Regions from separate parts of the Homo sapiens genome. Here region 2 is linked to region 1. Evidence: chromatin loops called from intact Hi-C (ENCODE). Cell type or tissue: OCI-LY7. All regions are shown on one strand. Links, peaks and the distances in the headings refer to the core of each region. The heading gives the core; the rest is flanking DNA. Region 1 has its middle 7.5 kb from the start of FAM218A. Region 2 holds the start of LOC107986325 (a long non-coding RNA gene).

The links. A loop is a pair of places that touch in the nucleus more often than their neighbours do. Peaks named below come from ENCODE experiments on the same cell type or tissue, not always from the same donor. Only the 100,000 strongest peaks of a DNase experiment are listed, where the experiment ranks them.
Region 2: a loop joins it to region 1, with 5 times the contacts of the local background. A loop is called at or near these places in 1 of 110 quality-filtered maps.

What each region holds. Positions count from the first base shown.
Region 1 is chr4:164,947,284-164,951,685 of GRCh38, reverse strand. It overlaps the pseudogene LOC391711. Among named protein-coding and RNA genes, the nearest start is that of FAM218A, 7.5 kb to the left of the region's middle. In OCI-LY7, for the core only: a CTCF peak has its summit at 2,068 (motif pointing right); DNase peaks (open chromatin) are centred at 2,065 and 2,545; H3K4me3 peaks cover 331 bases; H3K27ac peaks cover 1,429 bases.
Region 2 is chr4:163,663,334-163,667,735 of GRCh38, reverse strand. All of the region lies in intron 5 of MARCHF1 (membrane associated ring-CH-type finger 1), which reads left to right. It overlaps LOC107986325 (a long non-coding RNA gene), which reads right to left and starts at 361. Exons shown (of 3, transcript XR_001741915.3): 1 at 287-361. RefSeq lists an enhancer at 3,438-3,517 and a silencer at 4,128-4,177. In OCI-LY7, for the core only: CTCF peaks have their summits at 1,804, 2,007 (motif pointing right) and 4,067 (motif pointing left); DNase peaks (open chromatin) are centred at 1,025, 2,035, 3,715, 4,065 and 3 weaker places; H3K4me3 peaks cover 2,874 bases; H3K27ac peaks cover 3,972 bases.

The DNA of each region.
Region 1 (4,402 bases), core at 323-4,322:
TAAATGATGAGTATGTTTCCTCCAGAATCCAAAAAGTGTTAAAGATACTGGGCTTGTTTTCACATTGTGGGCATTGAAAGGTTTTATAGCTGTTTCTCCACAGTGTCAGAGATGGAGTTGCTTTCAGTTTACCAAATAATTTTCAGGCAATTAATCGAATAAGAGGCTTGCACTGTATGGGGGAAATGACCCATTCCCTTTGTGTAAACTCTTTTGTGAGTATTTTCATGGCTTGAATGAGTGTTTCAAATGGATCACCATGGAGGAGAATGTCATCCATGTAAATCATACCTGCTGTTCTGGAAGAAGTTGAATGAAGTTGGAATCTTCCCTACAAGGTCTGTGTGCAAAGGCAAGACTGCTGAGGTGCCCACGATTAGTGGGTAGAGATGCATAAAATTCCTTTGAGGTAAAGGGAAAGCATGGCCAGGAAGCTGTAGAAATAGGCCTGAAAAAAACTAGCCAAATCTTTAGTAGCCAGATATTTACCACTTGCTGATTGGATGGAGTAAATCATGTCAATAACATTGGGAGAGATCATCCGATTAAAGCTGTTATCAATTCACTCTGAGATGTCATACTTGTTTCAAAGTGTAACAACACACAAAATTGGGGTTGAACCCAGAAACAGTGAGATAATCACTCCTAGGTCTTGTATCATGGGTTTCAATTCTTGAGTATCCTATTTTAGCTAATATTTAGTCATATTATCTTTTTTTCACTGGGGTCAGGAACATCCTTTGGATCCCATTTTGTAAAGCTAGTTTGAAAATTCAGAAGACTTAATGTAATTGCATTTATTACTTATCCTATCTCTTTTTTTCTCTTTGATATATCATCCCAGTGTGTGCTCTGATCATGGAAAATTTAGGGAAACCAGTGATTCTCATAGTTAAGGGATACCTCTTTTATCTCCATTTTATGTTCAGTAACATCACTAAGGTAATAGAGGCTTCATCATTTAAAATCAGAGGGATCCCTGGTTAACTAATTAGAGGCAAAGGATTACATCTATGAGTTTTCCAACTGATTCATTTCAACAGATGCTGAGGTTCAATCACCATCCAAGTTATAGAGAAGGAAAAGTCAACCAGCACCATTAAATCTTCTGTGTTGTGCAGATTCTTTTGATAAATTTTGCATATTCAACTGGAAATTGCAAATTAGGAACTTCTGTTCCAGTTTTTTTTTTTTTTTTTTGATCCTCTCCTTGAATCTATAGTTTGGTTTTATCTTTCTTTCTCTTTATTCCTGATTTCTCTGACTTTCATGTCCATTATTTTTTATTCTTTTTTTGTAGACATGCAATACACTTTATGGGTTGTTCCTTTTAATGTGATTATGCTTTGACAATACATAATAATCATTTAACGTGATTATTGTCCATGACAATACCGATTGTAACAGCTTGTGAAGAAGTTTCAATAGATAAATAACTTTTCTGTAAACATATCAGTGAAAGTATACACACAGAATTTGTTTTTTAAATTATAAAAGACACAGCAATATGTCTGGACTGAGATGCATGACTCAGGGAGACATTAAAAGGGATCTGAGTCCATATTCCTGTTCTTAAATACCAAAATATTATCTAAATTACTGACCTAGGTCAGAGAAATCTCTCAAAGAGCCTCAGCCGAACTCAATAAAAGCAGCACAAAGCAGCTGAGCTGAAAGTTCAGGCTTGTCATGGGGCACAGAGCCAGTGAGCAAAGCAAAGCTAAAACAGCAATTCCCTGAAGGTGGCAGCCAACATCTGGATAATCCTGCTCACAATGCCCATTGTAGGGGTCAGTTTGCATACAATTTGGTTCAGTGTTGAGACTGCTAATGCTAATGCCACACCTCCAAGATTGTGTGAAATGGATTCTTACTCATGTAATGAGGTTTATGGGGAGAGCAGGGTGTCTACACAGTTGGTCCAAAAATGACTTGAGAAAGCAGGGAAAGGAGACAGGTTTGGGGTTGTGATGGTGGTCATGGGTGGGGCTACTGAGAGGGTCCTTCACTACCAGGGGCTTGCTAGGTCTGAACTTCCCACCTGCACCAACAGAGGGAGCACCCAAGGCTTTCTCATCAGCTTGCCCAGGGTGGGCAGAAGGGAAGAGAGAAGAGTGAGTCCCCCCAAAAATACCAGCAGTCAAACATACACATAGAATAAGAAGCTTCATTTACAAATGCCCTCTAAGAACACAGGAAGAAAAGATAGCCACATACAAAGGGTGCTCTAAGTAGTTCATCATTAGCCTATGACAATATGATTATAACAGCTTGTGAAAAAGGTGCAATAGAGAAATAAAGCATAAGCTTTTCTGTAAACGTAGTGAAAGTGTAAACATATGATCTGGTTTTTAAATTATAAAATGAAACTTCTCCCAATTCATAGTCCAGAAAAACGCCAATTTGCAGGACTTCCGTATTCCTTGTACTACATGAACTACAGAATGGTCAAATTTGCCAGCACCCCATCTGTGGAGTTGGTGATGTAAGACCATCTCTGGGAAATGTTTCTTTACACCCACCAAGGGAGCATGCACCTGTGCCTCTCACTTCTACTTGCCAAAAGTGTCTCCCAGCATCAAAGCCCTCACAGCTCCAGACAGCTGGGTAAAAACTAAATGACGGAGGATTATCAGTAAAGTGTGGCTTCCTCATCCTAAATATCACATTTTTTCTATCTCTTGAGATAATAAGACTAGGGTGGGCTGTTTCTGGATCTAGCATCAAATCTTCTTGAAATGTGCTTATAATTCTTTGCAGGCCAAAATAATGTGGAGGGAAACTCAAACTCTCCTTCTTTAATTTGTATGAGAAGACTGCAGGGGTTTTCAGGTTGTCATATGTGTTGTAGGTGTTCTCAACACCTGTCAGCACATCCAGGTCTGCCCGAAAACACTTCTCTGTTACTTCATTTAAGAGATTCTGTAGTGTGGATAAGTGGTCTGAAATTTGTCTTCGGTTTTCAGTGAGTTTTTCTTTATCATCCTTCTCTTCAGTAAGTAATCTTGCATGAACTGCAGCTTGTTTCTTTACCAAGAAATATTTAATTTCTTTAAATTCAGATTGTAATTCCTTCCTCCATGTTGCCATCTTCCTTTTCACATTAAGAGAACTCAAAATTGGGACTTCACACCGCATCTTGGCATGTTCAGTTTCCTTCTTTAGTGGCTTAATGTAGCTTTCGAGCTTTCTCCTGTTTCTGGCTGCAGCTTGCTCAATGGGCATCAGGCGGTGATACTGGTGGTCAGAGGAGACCCTGCACTGGGGACACAACAGCTCCAGGCCCTTCTCACAGAACAGAGCCAGACGCTGACTGTGCTTCCCACACAGGGGCTCCTCTTCCTGCCATTTCCTCTTGCTTCTCATGGTAAGAAGCTGCTGAACCATATCAGTCATGTGGCACAACTGGGTGTTGCTCCTGAGGTTCTCATCAGGGCAGTGACGGAGGCAGACAGGACAGGGGAGGACATCTTGTAGGTCTTCCCAGCACTTGTGGATGCAGGAGCGACAGAAGTTGTGCCCACAATGAGTGGTCCTTCATGTAATCCAGGCAGATGGGGCAGCTGGCCTCTGCTTGGAGCTCAGCCAGAGAGGCTGCAAAGGCCATGGTGCAGGGAGGGATCTGTGTGGGGAGACTCCCTGCAGAAGGTGTGATTCTCCAGGAAGGAGGGAAAGTGAGAAGCTGGTGCCTCCTCAGCGTTCTGTCTCCTGCAAGCACTTCACAAGCCTGTGTCTGCTTCTTTCCCTTTGGCTCTAGAAGCAGCTCCAGGGGGAGGCAGGTCACAGGGCACCTGCCGACCCCTTGGCACCAGATCCTCCTTTACTCAAATTCAAGCTGGACTCTTTCTTTGTCTTTCTCAGCAAGGGCCACAATTACAAGAGGTGATGGAAACTAATGACCATGTAAAATACTCCCAACTGAGACTTTCAACAGAACAATAAAGCAGTTTTCTTCAACTTCAAAAGGAGAAAAAAGAATAAGATACTAAAGCACTGAAGAGCATGTATATCAATGAAAATAACTACCTAATAATTTTCCTTATTTCTATATAAACACTTCTAAAAATAAAGTCCATTGAGATAGAGGCAATCTCGTAAGTATTCACTAGTTATGATTTCTGATAATGATATTATGAGCTTAATATTTGAAAGAGGCTCTATATTTCAGACACTCGTAGTACAGTATTTACCCATAAGATTATATGTGATCCTGGGTTTGCTTCAAACTATTGCAAAGTATAGGGATTGGGATATAAATTTATAAGTGGATACACAGTGTTTGTTGCACTAATTTTGCTACTATTTTATATACTTTAGATGTTCTCCAGTAGAAAACGATATTGAAAAGGCTGATAGCCTGGACAAAATGGCGACACTCCATGTCTATGAAAAAAAAAAAAAT
Region 2 (4,402 bases), core at 129-4,128, 1.3 Mb after region 1:
GGGAATAGCTTGAACCCAGGAGATGGAGGTTGCAGTGAGCTGAGATCATGCCACTGTACTCCAACCTGGGTAATAGAGCAAGATCCCATCTCAAAAAAAAAAAAAGTTTGTATAATAATGGACATTATGCAGTGGTATAACCAGGTAAAATTCCCTAAAACTGACAGAGATCTCCCCTGGAATATTCCATTATTCCAGAGACTTCTCACATAATTCCAATCTTAACTGAAGATTATGGAAAATAAATGTGTTTATTTTGATGTCAATAAAAGGTTTTATGACTCACATGTTCAATCTGTAGAACACTATTTTCAACATCTTCTAATATATATGGTATTTTTGTTGTTGTCGAAGATATCACTGTAAGGGAAAAAAATCAAATGTAGTTAGTGATTTAAAAATGTGGTGCTTTTCACTTGTTGGTGGGTCATCTGGTTCTAGCCTTGCAGTTTCAGCCAAGAATGCAGCTTGAGTCATTTATGATAATGCCACGCTCCAGCACAACTTCTTTTTGCCACCTGCAGTTCAAGAACCTCACCTTTCCTCCTGAATCTAAAATAAAAGTTGAAAATATAAATTTTTTTTTAAAAAAAGAACTTCATGATGTGCCTTATCAGAATGTCTGCAAGCAGTCACACTGCTGGATTTTTTTAGAAAATATTTTGTACCCAACAAACTACTAGCTTTAAAAAAAATACTCTTGAACAAATTTTTTGCTGATAAAATTTCTCCCGTATTATTTTAGCCACCAAATATTAATTAAACAACAAAGCAGGGTATAGATAGAAGATTAAAATGGTCCCTTCTCTCAAAAAGATTAGAGTCCTCAGAGTCCACGCATAACACAAGAACATCAAAAATGCAAGGTTTTTTCAGTTTTAGTGTCATTTCTATTTACCTTTGTTAAGCTAGAATTCTAAATTGTTTTTAAATTACATTTTAAAATGGGAACATATAACTGTGGTTAGAAACAGGAAGTATAAAGCAGAACCTTGAAGTCTCCTGAAAATAGGCCAAAAAAAAAAAAATCTGAAAATTTCTTGTGACAAGACATCTTCTGTCTGATCCTACTGTTCCCTGAAAATAAACTGAACAATGAAGACCATGATAAATGTTCTATCCATTCATTGAGAGTAAACACAGCAGTCAACTCAAGAAGGATGAGCTATTGCTATTTAAAATGGTTGTTTTATATTTATGGAGATGCAAATGGTGTGTTTGAACATGTACTTCCTTAAAAAATTCTGGATAATAAGTGCATGAAATAATCCCTATTGCTGCAACATTTAAACAGCACTGACACTGGGAACTTTTGAGGGGGTTGGGTGTAACTAAAAAGTGGAAGAATTGCTTAGGAGCAATAAAATAAAATGCACTTTTTTACTGCTCAAATACTCCTTCAAAATCAGTTTCAGAATCACCTACAAGATGAAGCTCATGTAATGGAAAAAATATATATTATTATAAAGCCGTATGTTATCAAGGTCAAAACTTTATCAAACCACGTGATAGTATCAAATGACACGTTATGGTTTTCAGAAGACTCGTGAACAAATGGTTCAGATGCTCTGGTTAACCAAGTACTTTAAAACTAGACAGAAGCAATGATATTAATGACTTGGGCCTTCTATTGAGGCTTGTTCTCCATATTTAGAGTGATGATGTATATACAATGCTTAACAGTAATTAAAGAAGACATTTTCAACTTCCCACAGGAGAATTTTAGTGAGCACGTCTGCATGTGGCATGAACATTGATGGTTGCCTGAAGGGGCGTAGAAGTGTTACCCATTGTAACCCACTGGGTACAGTATCCTCCTCAGCATTCATCCAAAAACTCTAACCTCTGAGAGATTATCTTGGTATGCCCAATGGAGGAGTAAAACTAATGGCCTATAGTTATTAAAAAGTAATTTAATATGTTTTTAGACAAATGTATAATAAAATGGGAAGTATCTTTGAGAGTTTATTTATAACACTGATTTATTCTGTCTGAGACAGTAGATGGCAGTGGTCAGATTTCTACTTAGGGTTTCACTATTCTTTGTTATGAAAGAAAACAAAATTTCACAACAAAAGGGAAGACGATGAATAAAGGGGACTAGTTCACAGTTGACCTTAACAGGTTTTTATTTTCTTAAGTGCTATACACGCTCCATCAATATCTTCACACGAACACTGACTGTTATCACATATGTAAAAATTGTTGTAACAAAAGTAAATTACAGTGTTAGTGGAAGAACATCATCAGTCATCTTTAATGCCTAAAAATGCACATTGAAAAAAATCTTTTTTTAAGATGGAAAGACTAGACAGTTCCTCTAAGTCATCCTGCCATAAGAACATCTGAACTTGTAGGCCATAGCTAATGAAGTTCTCACCCAAAGCAAGATCCCATTTTTGGCAGCATTTTCGGCATCTCTCTTCAATCATATCCTTGAAAGAACCTTTTACGCAATTAAAAAACATTGTAATTTGCATTTGTATCATTATTTTAGTCTACATTACTAAATATTATGACATCAAGAGTGACATGGGAATTTTCCCATATACTAAAATTCAGAGACAGAATCAATTTGCCTTAATTCTGTGGACTGTTCTGAAATTGCTAGAATCAGAGCCATAGCATTGTGTCCAGTAACCAACATTAAGATAGACCCAGCGGAATTACAACCTTTGTGTGCCTTAGACACTTTTACCTTGGTAGACCCCTCCTCCAAAAAAATATTAAAATTGTATTTTGTGACTATTTTAGCATATAGCTAAATATAATCTAATCTGGGTTCATTATGATATGTTCATTTTTATTATATTAATTTTTCTAATTTTAAAATTAAAATCAATATGCTTTCTTGGGCCTTTGAAAATATCATAGGCCCTAAGCCCTATGTATACTGTGCCCACTAAATATATTGACCCTGCTGATAGAATGTCTTTATTGTAGCCTATGGTTATTAAAAAGTAATTTAATATGTTTATAGACAAATTTATAATAAAATGGGGAGTATCTTTGAGAGTTTATTTATAATGCTGATTTATTCTGTCCTAAGCCCTATATATAATGTGTCCACTAGATAAATTGACCCTACAGATACAATGTCTTTATTCTAGCATGTTAGGAACTTAAAACATGATTTTTAGATTCAAATCCCCTCCTTACAGAATCTGGCTTGTTCCTAAGTAAGTCTGAGGGCAGCTGAGTTCTCTGTAGGTGGGGCACTGACTGGCTAGGGTGTTGGGGAAATCTCCTCCATTTCTTCAAAGAAAACATTTTAAGTTTCATCTCTTTTATATTTAAGCATTCTTTGTCATGTTTAATTTGGAAAAAGGGGCCTCTCTGCCTTAGAATTTTTTTTGAAAATCATTGATATGAACTGCATACATTATTTTAAAATAGTATCCAGTTACTGTATTTCAAAGTATCTTTTCATTAACTTGATCTTCTGTATACATCTGGGAATGTACTGAGCAATCTGTTCTCAGCAAAATCATTATATATGCTGTGAAAATTACATGTGGGAGTACATTTATTATTTTCTCAGGAAAAGGCAAATAGAGATGGTCTTACACATGTTCTTTGCTTTAAACTTCTTCCTGTTTGTTTCTTAAACATTTTGTCAGGCTTTTACAGCATTGAAAGTGCCTTTAGATTCCATTGCCTATGAAAAATAGGGTAGTGAGAGTACTCGGTTTATTTTTCAGTGTCCAACCTCCAGTTAGACAATGCAAATTCATGTATCACAGCTGATTGCATTTGTCAGCTGTTTGATGTTTTTGGCAGTTTTTTTTTTTTAGCTGCCCCATTTTTTCAAGTACATGAAAGCTTTGACATAACTGTGTTAATAGCTCAAAGTTCTGATAAACAATCTAGTAGTAAGAGGCTAATATTAAAGCCTAAAGATTTTTAGTTTCTATCAATTTTTATATACTTGATTCTCACTTCTGAATATGAGATCATAGATATTAGCATGAGCTTATAGATATTAGTCTATGTTGAAATCAGAAAGTTTCAGACATAGAAGAGATCTGGGGACACAGCATGTTGGAGAGAGCACCGCGCCAGGAGAGACGTGGCCTTAGCCCTGCCACCTATTGCTCACTCTTGGGTTAGTCATTTATCCTCCACAAGCTTCAGCTCCCTTGCCAGTAAAACCCATGATTGCAAAGATGAAAATAAGACAATTAGAGACAAGCAATGTTGCAGACGAGATGATCCAAAATCATTCAGAATATAAAAACATAGAAATGCTAGATAAAAATATAACAAATGTCCTTATTTATACTCAGCTGTGCTAGGAAAAAGAAAAGAAAAATCTCCAGCAGTGAGAAAGGAAGAGAGAAACATAAGCCAGAGAAATTGGCCTGAGAGCTGACAGTGTGGCTGCCCTGGGGGGTGGTCAGTT